Linked DNA regions of Homo sapiens: region 2 is linked to region 1. Evidence: chromatin loops called from intact Hi-C (ENCODE). Cell type or tissue: Caco-2. All regions are shown on one strand. Each heading gives the region's core, and the rest is flanking DNA. Links, peaks and the distances in the headings are about the cores only.

Region 1 (5,390 bases), core at 197-5,196:
AAGGAAGTGCAGAATATGGTTACCTTGTGTTGGATGACACTGTCTTGAGGGCTTCTGCTAAACAAAGGAAAGTTTGTCAATAGGGAGCATTCTATGTGACACAGTTTTTAACACTCAGGCATGAGCTGTGGTAATACTTTCTAGATTGGCACCCAGAAGCCTGTGAGGTATGACCTGCAATCAAAGAAAAGGCAAAGAGCTGTTGTGGCCAGTTGCGAAGGAAGGGATAGGTTCAGAGAATTGGGAATGCTAATATTTTCCTCAGGAAGACCTAGAGGACATTCTGCTCACAAAGTCAGTAAGAATCTACTGTGAAGTGGGACATGAGGATCATTGGTTACATCAGTAATGGCTGTTTTCTCTGTTAGAGAGAACGGTTGGAGCTGTTATAGAAAGAACTAGGCTCCTGACTCGCAACGCAAATGGTAGAATTCTAGAATAGCAGAGGATAGGCACTAAACCATCAGATGCAATGAGGAGCACCTGAAATATATTTTAGTATTCTCTTGATAATTACTGAGTACACTAGGAAGAGGGAAAATCACAAGTCACATTGTCTATTAAAATGCAAAAATATTAAACAGAAATATTAATACATTGAATGTAGCAATATATATAAATCAATGTGTGTGTATGTATGTGTACATATACATATGCACAACAAATTGAGCTTATTCCCCAAGAAGGTGTTTAACACTAGAAAATTAATGTAATTTGCCATACTAAAAGAATAAAAAAGTAAAATCATGTCATTATTTCTGATACAGAAAAAGAATTTATAAAATACAAGAAGTATTTAAGATTAAAAAGGAACAGCAAAACCTCAAACAAAAATCAAGTACAAAGTGAAATTCCTTAATCTGTTAAAAGGTAAACACCATAAATAATGGTGACATATCGAAAGCATTCCTTTTAACAACAGGAAAAAGACAACAGTAACTGCTAACGTCACTTTGTTTAACATTTTCCTGGAATTTCTATTCAGTGCAATAAAAAAAAACAGGGATTAAAAATAAAAAATATTATGTACTGATGATATGTGCGTGTAGTTAGAAAATCCCAAAGATTTGTAGCTCTATTTTAGAAATTATGAGCTGGTCAATTTTCTTGGATGCAAAATAAATGTACCAAAAGCAATTGCATTTCTATATAGCAACAACAAACAGATGGTAAAGGTAAAAAATACGGCTCAACACAAACGTAGAAAGAAAGTGCAAGCAATCATAGGGAGGTCTGAAAACTACCAGACACAGCCCTAGGGCCCTTTTTCAGTTGCACAGCATATGTCAACTTCAGATAATGAACCATCAAGATATGCACAGGCTATCCTAGTTTTAGGGGAGCCCAGGAAATAAATATGTAGAGAGGTCTTTCATATACTCCGAGCCACACAGCTAAAGCCAGGCTGTAAAATTGGTCAAACTAGGTGCAAACCAGTAATTTATATATTTTTAAACTAAGTAAGCTAGTTAGTACAGAGTCCTTCCAAAAGAGTTTCAGTTTTTAAACAGCATAATATAAATCATTAACTAGTATACCTAATCCTACTTTGGCCAAGGGTCATACCAGACTTCCGTGCATCCCTGCAGATAAGCATAGTGCTGTTTCAGTCCAGCTGCAAGATAACCCTATTTTCACCAAGTCTTACATCTACTTTATATGAAAACATCTGAAACAAAAGTTACACATTAACCTTTGTTCATTCTGCATGTTGGATAGAGAAATATTTATTACAGTACTCTCTGAGCTTGCCTGTATTTTTTTGTTTTGTTTGGTTTGGTTTGGTTTTGTGAGACAGAGTTTCCCTCTTGTCATCCAGGCTGGAGTGCAATAGCACGATCTTGGCTTACTGAAACCTCCACCTTCCAGGTTCAAGCGATTCTCCTGCCTCGGCCTCCCAAGTAGCTGGGATTACAGTTCCACATTGCCACGCCTGGCTAAATTTTTGTATTTTTAGTAGAGATGGGGTTTCACCATGTTGGGCAGGCTGGTCTCAAACTCCTGACCTCAGATGATCCACCTGCCTTGGCCTCCCAAAGTGCTGGGATTACAGGCATGAGCCACCATGCCTGCAGGGTCTGACCTGCAGACGCTGGTGGAGCGACAGACGAACAAATGTATGCAGACACAGATTTTTTGCCTGGGCCGGTGGCTAGGGGACCAGGCGGCTCACAGACACTGAGGAGGGTGCCATAAAGAGTCACAGCAGCCACAGCCCTGACAAGCCGGTGCTGTGGGCATTTATTTAGTACAGATTTAATGACAAAAGCTTTGAGTCAACACAACTTGTGGGTAATTAACATGGTCACGCCCTCCCTCACCACCCCACCATTCCCCAGAGAGCAGTCCTGTGTGCGGATGATTAAAGGCCAGGTTCCAAGGCCTAAGCAAACTAACTTATCTAAATCAATTCCCTTGCACTTCCTTGTTATCTACCCTGAGAGAATTCAGCTGCCTTCAGCCAAATCCTCTTTTGAAGCTTTTGCAAAACCTCCTGGCCTTCCAATAAGGTTTGCATCTTTTTCTTATAATTTCTCGCACCAGCCTGACTGATCTTCTATATCTACCCCTTTTCTGTTTGTTTTTTTTTTTTTGTTGTTGTTGTTGTTTTTTGCATCAGGTTTTGTTAATTGAAGAGCACAGATGTGTGCAGCAACAGGTTTGTCTGGCGCAGAAGTCACTGCTCATGTTGTGGCTTTGCATCCTAGAATTAGTAAATAACATAAGACAAACATGAGTATAATCAGTAACATTCTTTTCCAATCAAGGAGTGACCCCCACCAGGAGTGGGGTTTTATCCAAGAGAGATGTTCTCACACATCCTTCCATATGGCTGTTTGTTGGGTGTGTAGATCTACGGCATTTAGGGATTCCAAAATTCTAGTTTTAAGTTGCCTTATGTCTGCTGTTAAATTATCTTGTAAGATTCCCCAGAGGTGTTGTTTCACCTCATCCCAACTATGTGTCAATTGATTCCGAGGTAGAGAAGTGACACAGGTATGCTTATGCTCCCAGTCACAGTTTAATTGCTGTCAAAATGCCAACGCATCTTGTCGCTCCCCCACATATTCCAAGGAAGCCTTGAGGGCTTGCAGATGTGCAAGAATCTTTTGATCTATACCCTGCTGTAAGAGAAGTTCATTAGACACATTACTGGCCAAGTTATCTACAAAAGTAGCTGTTTGTACTGATTCAGTAATAGATGGCTATAGCAACACTAGCAGTTGCTAGGATGACTATGGCTGAGACTATAAAGGCTATCAGTGTAACTGAATCTTTTGTGTCTGATCTGGGATAGGGCATGTTCTAAGGTGGCAAGGGCAGAGGAACCTTGCCAATTGCATGTTAAATTGACTAGTAGGAAAACCTCAGATTGTCTCCTCAGTACCATGACACTAGTAATATTTAAATTAGATATATTATAATTAGTGATACAAGAGGCGAACCAAGCCTGTCCCTGCACTCGGGTCACAAACGAGGAGTTTTAGGGTGTAATAGAAATATTGGCTCACATAAGGAAAACATATGGATGGGTAGTGTAAATCAGGCACTGATCAGTGTGATTATGAAAAAAGGTCATAGTATTATTGTGACTGGATTATGATATGTCCCATGCCAGGTGTTAAGGGAGGTGCCAAGATGTCCCAGGTGCCATAAATTGTACTGGGGTGGCATGGACCTTACGTGGGGTCTGGGATATCCCATTCCCTTATTGGCCCAAATTATAGGGGAATGGGACGTGGCTATGAAACTGTCATTGATGCCATGATAGACGTGGACATCAGTACAATCGCCCTGCAAATGGCTGTGGGGGCTCCAGTCTAAGATGTTATAATTGCCTAACTGGGGACTATGGGCTTGTCCCCGTGACAGACCTCCCAGCTAAAATGGAATCCATTACTTTCCTGACTTTGTTCTTTAGCACAGGGAGGAATGTTTGGGAAAGTGGCATTAATTGCGTGGCCCAGTTTGAGGCTACCTGCAACTAAGACTGTTAAGGCATTTCCTTTGCCATGATGTAGCCATAATTGTGTTTGGGCAGGTACACAGTAAGGGTTAGAACTTTTATAACTAACACACAGTGGGAAGATAGTGGAGTGATATGTACTGTTACCTGGCACCTTAGTCCAATGTGTGCCATTAATGAGGGACCCCACTGGGGGTAAATCTATCCCTCCCAGCCAAACAGTTATGTTATTAGAGGCTGGGAAGGGGGTATCTGCCTAAGTAACAGGGCAGAAAAAAGGAGGATTTAGAAGATGGGCTTAATAGAGTGTAGCAGGTACAGGTTGCAGGCAAAGTGAGAGAATAAAAAAGGTCCTACAAGAGTTGCGATGTACAACAGAAAGCATAGCAAGGAACAGATTATCTGGAGTGAATGGTGTCTGTGTCCAGAGCAGGATTTGCTCAGCCTCCTAAGTCATCTTCTTCAGCATCCCCCAGGTGATGTTTGGGGCTTGTGTCATCTGTGGAAGCCACATTGTCCGGGGCTGTGGGTCTTGTAGGGTTAACTCCTTCATTTCGGGTACCGGGTTGGGTCCTAGCCCCGCCATGGTATGGTTTGATGCATTGTGCTGGAATCCAAAGAGGACCTGAGGGGGTGTGAACACAAGCATATCCTCTTCCTCATTTTAGCAAATCATTTGGACCACACCATACATTACTATTTACATCTTTCCATAAATCTGCAGGTTTTATGTCTTGAGAAGTTTTAGCAAAGTGCTTTTCTATGGCTGATTGAAATGTATCATCTAAATTTTTTAAATTAAGGATAAATAGTGCTTGTGCTAGTAGTGTTGCAGGGTCCTTACTCATATTCCCCCTTTTTTGTTTTCTGGGCATATTTTTAAGAGTGGAGTGGGCACATTCTAATATGGCCTGTCCTTGGGGGCTATACGGGATGCCTCCGGAATGTTGGATGTTTCATGTGTGACAAAATTGTTGAAATTGTGAGCTGGCATAAGCCAGATCATTATCAGTTTTAATTTTTGTGGGCTGCCCCATAAAAGCAAAAGTTAAGAGAAGATGTTTAATAACATATTGAGTGGACTCTCCAGGAAAAGCATGTGTGCTAACTAGGTGAGAATTGGTATCAATGGATACATGTACATATCTTAGTTTTCCAAATTCAGGGATGTGTGTAACATCTGTTTGCCATAACTGATTAGGTTCTAGTCCTCTAGGGTTAACACCTGTTGAAGGAGGGGGATGTGCCTGTGAGCTGGCAATCTGAGCATTGCAGGATAATTTGTTTAGCTAGTCTTTGGGTAAGTTGAAATTGTTTAGTTAAGTTTCTCCAACTTTGGTGGAAAAACTGATGCTATTGGGTGGCTTGGTCAAGTAGTGACATCATAATTTGCAGGCCTGCTTGATTCTTACCATGAACTAGT
Region 2 (5,390 bases), core at 339-5,338, 55 kb after region 1:
CTGATTTTGTGAGTTTTCTTATTCTTTCTTTTTTTTTCTTTTTCTTTTTTGAGGAGACAGGGTTTCACTCAGCTGTCCAGATTGGAGTGTAGTGGTATGATCATGGCTTGCTGCAGCCTTGACCTCCTGAACCCAAGGAATCCTCCCTCCTTAGCCTTCTGAGTGGCTGTGACTACAAGTGTTCCTCACCACACCTGGCTAATTTTTAAATTGTTTTTGTAGAGATAGCGGTTTTGCTATGTTGCCTAGGCTGGTCTCAAACTCCTGGGCTCAAGCAATCCTCCCGCAAGTGCTGGGATTACAGGTGTGAGCCACTGCTCCTAACTTGTTTTATTTTGCTATCGACAGTTTGGGCTAGGTTATATGACCCTCACCCCCAAAATTAACTGAGCATTTATTGTGTTCTTGGTAGTGTTTTTAGCACTTTACTCATATTCTCTCAGCTCTCTTGGTTGGTTATCCCCATTTTCAGATAAGGACTATACACACAGAGAGGTTAAGAAACTTGGCCAAGGTCACACAGCTAGTATGTGACAGAGCCAGGATTTGAACCCAGTTGGACTCTTGAGACTGTACCTTTTGTTGTCGTTGTGATTGCCCAGGCTGACATCAAACTCCTGGGCTCAAGTGATGCTGCTGCCTCAGCCTCCTGAGTAGCTGGGAATATAGATGCATGCCACCATGCTCGGCAAAGTGATTTTTAAAGAAAACATACATACACACACACACACACACACACACACACACACACACACACACACACACACTCTTACTAGAACTATTTGATGAATGCAATTTTAAATTCCCATCATTTACATTTGAAAAGGAAATGGCAATAGCCTCCTGTTACCATGCTGTTTTCCTACAAAATTGCTGGTTTGACATGGAGGTCTTTGGGAGACATAGGAACCAATATAAACATCTATTCCCAAAGATGATTTACCTCAGGGGATACTTTAACCTTTAGGATAAAAAAAAAATCTTTCATCTTGTTTATCATATTTTAAACAAATTTCCCTCTCTCATATTTCACTGGGTTATTTAAAATCACTTCAGGGAAATTTAAGTCAACGACAGCATTTTTCCATTGGAGATGGGGTGGAGAGAGACATGATGTTACATTATAATTATCATAGCTCTAGTATTTTCTTTCCTAATTAGGTATTATCACATTCTGAACATTTTATCTGTCAAATCCATTCATGAGTTGTTGGCCCTGGACCTAGGCACCACAGGCAGTTTTCAGATAATAACACAAACATATTAAATACTTTACTCACCTGAATGCATTCCCATTTTCTTTTCTTTTTTGAGATGGAGTCTCGCTCTTTTGCCCAGACTGGAGGGCAGTGGCGTGATCTTGACTCACTGCAACCTCCGCCTCCCGGGTTCAAGCAATTCTCTGCCTCAGCCTCCCAAGTAGCTGGGATTACAGGTGCACACCACCACACCCAGCTAATTTTTTGTATTTTTAGTAGAGACGGGGTTTCACCATCTCGGCCAGGCTGGTCTTGAACTCCTAACCTCACGATCCACCTGCCTCGGCCTCCCAAAGTGCCAGGACAAGCGTGAGCCACCACGCCCGGCCTACCCCATTCCCATTTTCTAAGTCTGCCCTTTCTTGTACATACCTTTATTTCCTTAAACATGAAGATACCCCACATTGCAGCTATAAATCCTGGACCCTTAAATAAAAATATAAATTTTAATTAAATTGGATATTTACCTATGACTAGATTCTATATAAATATAGTAAGTTAGAGACAGTATAAACATATTTTCAGGGAAAACTACCCATAATATCAACCCTAACTCCACACTAAGCTAAACTTTAGGTGATATTAAGTAAAAAAAATGAAGACTTTTTTTCATTTTCTTTTCTTCATGGTCTTCATTTTGATTATTTTGATGATGCTATAATATTTTGTGCCACATAATACTTTAATATATCTGACATAAATTATTTTTATAAGCACATAGCTTATTTTTTCCATTGGCCTAGTTCCTTAGGATACTAGAAATGGGATTAATAAGAAAAAGTGTGCACAAGCTTCTAACTTTCTTTGGCATGAGATAATCTTGTAACTGAAGAAATTTTGGCATATTCTTTTTGGCCTAACAAATAATGTACTTGTGGAAGTAGCTCGTGCTTTAAAAATTTTTTTAACTGATATTACTACAGAGCAATCAAGTCTGGCTAACATTAAACACCAATGAATGCTAAAAAAAGGTTTATGGGAAGATTAAAATAAACGTGTAAGGAAAAACAATAGGGGTTTCTGGGCAGGAGACAAAGAAAAGAATGAAATAATACAGGACAGAGGAAATGAGAAGAAACAGGTGAAAAAAAGGAATGGTTCTGCAATTTATAAACTTTAAGCTATTCAAGTTTGGTGGTAATTCTTCTTAGCTGAGAAGGAAGAAAATTGGAATGCGGGCTAGGTGTGGTCTTTGTGGAGAAGGTGTATTGTATCAGCATTTTTATGATTGCTCTTCAAACTCCGAGAAACTCTGGAAGAGTTTCAAATAGATTCCAAAATGTTTTTCCCCTACCACTACTCCAACTGACAAAAGGACTGAGTCAATGAAGTTTGATTCCACTCTTGGTATGTAAGTGAAACAAAAAAAATACACTCCTCTCTGTTTATCAGTATCTGGAAAGTCAACATCAAAAGAGCCAGAGAAATAGGTCAAAGGAACTGCCTTTTATCAATGATGTAAGTTCCTAAGCCTCAAAATCCAAATCAAACAAGAAGCATATGGGTCTTTTAGGCAACCCACACTGACTTTCAACAGAATGAGAGGAAACAATAGAACAGAGGATACCATATTAATGTTATGCTAATCACTCAAGAATTTTTAATCTGAAAATCCATTTCCCTTCAGAGAACATGGTACAGGACAATACCACAAGGTATCATTGACCTTTGAAGATTCTTGTCTGATTGTTTTCTAAATATGAGTTTAAGCATGGCCTAAGAGTTATCGTGAGTAGTGTGGTTACAGGAAGGGTGCTTTGGTAAAAGTAATGCAAGCATAGGTCAAAGTATGTACTGACTCTTTGATTCAGGCCAAGGAGAGCCAAATAGGAAGGACATCTTCATAGGAGATACAACAGTTTTGGTAATTTGGATTGTATATTTTCCTTTTGTAAACTAATGTAAGTTAGGTGTAAATCAGCCTTTGAAAACAAAGTGAACTCGCTCCTATCTTAAGATTAAGCTGATTCAGTTTAGAATTATCAAGGAAGACATGGAGCAGAGGTAACAGCCCCTGCTAGGTGACTTTTTTCTTTCTTTCTTTCTTTTTTTTTAGCTTTTTAATGGAATGTTATTTGCTAATAAACAAAGTGGATACTACTTTCAAGGAACTCAGTCTAGTTACCACTGGATATATAACTATGGGAATATGTATACCTGAGAAGAACAGCACTGCTGGGATATTTAAAATGTATTCTGATAAAATTGATTGACCATATTCATAATTGTTGAAACTAGGTGATAGGTTCGTTTGACATTTTAAGTTTAAAAAAGTTTTAAAAATCTAGCCCTACCAAAAAAATAAAATAATGAAGAATGTAAGATTGTTGAGGGTAGGGACTAACTCTTCTGTGTGTAGATAAGGTTGTCCTTGGATAAAGTGACTAAAATAAAACCAAGCAAGGGCCTGGTAGCAATAGGGACCTACTCCCTCACCAATTCCAAATACCTGTCCTTCCCAGATAACAAGCACCAAGCGCACAAGGTAAGAAAGTTATGCCTGGTGAGTGAGAAGGCTTTGCTTCCATTACAGTTTTTCAAGAATAATCTCTGTGATGGGCAGGTTGCCAAAAGCCACAGTGACCACTTTCACTGATCCTCTGCCCACACTCACCTACTTCAGTGGTTTATTTCCTTTGAATTAGGCTTTCATTTTGTCCTCAGTCTTTATTCTAACTCAAAACAAGAAACAATGGTAGAAAAACCAACTCTCTGTCTACTATAAAAGTTTTGTGAAGGATATTGTTTGTTTGTTTTTCAATGTTCCCTTTAAGAGGTCCCATATTTATAAACTTTTATATAAGGAGAGAATAATAGTTATCAATAGCAAATTACAATGTCGCTAAAATTACATTAGATAAACCAATCAAACCAAAAACTGCAAGGATATTAAAGATTAAGGAGTAACAGCCCTGCTAAAATGAGGTGAGAAATGTTCCTTAGCAATCAAGCACATGAAGATTCAAGAGGGTCAGTTTATCTATCTGAATCCATTAATTGTATTCCTAAAAAATCAAACTCCATGACAGTCTTTAGCGATGCCCTAAGAGTGCTTCAGAAAAATTGGGTTTACATTTATAAAATGAAAATTAGGAAAACCAGTTCAGCTACTTACAGCAGTGATTATTGGAAAACTGACCACAGCACTCAGAGAGTGATTTGCTATGAACCAACAGCAGGTAGCTATAGCCCAAAGTACTCCTGACAGGAATCCTGAAATACAAAGACAACACACATTTGCAGACCATGTTCCCCTCCTGAAGAACTCACACTGAGCTACAACAGGAATATCAAAGTGCACATATAAATGCATTCTAATCAATGTTGTTGGCCAACATGGAATTTTGAGCTGTGTTTTATTGTTATTTTAGAGCAAGTAATTTCTCTACTCTTGCCTGCTATGGGTAGAGTGATCAATGCTTTCACATTATCAGCATTAAAGTACCCATAGTAGTAAAAGAGGTAGAGACTGGGTGATGAAAAGGGGACTAGGGGACATACTGAACCCGAACATTATCTGCAAATACCATTTACCGTAAACCATAGATATTAATAAAGTGGATCAGAGTGATGCTACGGCTAAGAAAAAAAAAAAACCTGTAGTATTTAAGTAAAACTACCAGCTAAAACTTTCACAGCACTTTAGCTAGGCATTCAGTATTCTAGCATTTTCTACACGGTGGCATTCTTTAGCATAAATCTGTTAGGCATTCAGAACAAGTCTCTGACTTATGCTTTATTTTTGCCTTTAAAAAATTTTACTTGTGGACCTACATTCCAAATTGAATCATAATAAACTCCTAAATGAGATTTTTAAAAAAGATCAATGCCTAATGAATTAAATCCAAAAGCATGTATGTTTAACATATGTCTTTTTTGAAGTCATCACGATCTCTTCTTACATTTTGTAGAAACTGTTTTCCCAAGTTACTGCATATTCCTATTTGTTGATATATGAACCTTTAGATAGTGAAAAAGAAATAGTAAAGAATGATGATCAATACAGAAGATGTTTGGCACAGGAAAATATCTTATTAGTAGATTTATTGTTTAAGTTTTAGGTTCTGTAATAATGGCCAACATTGCATATTCAGTTTCAAGGATTTAAAATACTTCATATTTGGTGGTGAA

Evidence for each region. Hi-C counts contacts between places; a loop is a spot of excess contacts. Peaks named below come from ENCODE experiments on the same cell type or tissue, not always from the same donor. Only the 100,000 strongest peaks of a DNase experiment are listed, where the experiment ranks them.
Region 2: it touches region 1 in a loop (3-fold over the local background); 1 of 110 quality-filtered maps calls a loop at or near these places.

The regions. Positions count from the first base shown.
Region 1 is chr4:158,295,740-158,301,129 of GRCh38, reverse strand. No RefSeq gene overlaps it. Among named protein-coding and RNA genes, the nearest start is that of TMEM144, 88 kb to the right of the region's middle. In Caco-2, for the core only: no CTCF peak of the experiment used is centred there; DNase peaks (open chromatin) are centred at 1,589 and 2,319.
Region 2 is chr4:158,240,591-158,245,980 of GRCh38, reverse strand. It overlaps TMEM144 (transmembrane protein 144), which reads right to left. Exons shown (of 13, transcript NM_018342.5): 11 at 4,375-4,472; 12 at 1,632-1,685. Among named protein-coding and RNA genes, the nearest start is that of TMEM144, 33 kb to the right of the region's middle. RefSeq lists an enhancer at 615-1,116. In Caco-2, for the core only: no CTCF peak of the experiment used is centred there; no DNase peak of the experiment used is centred there.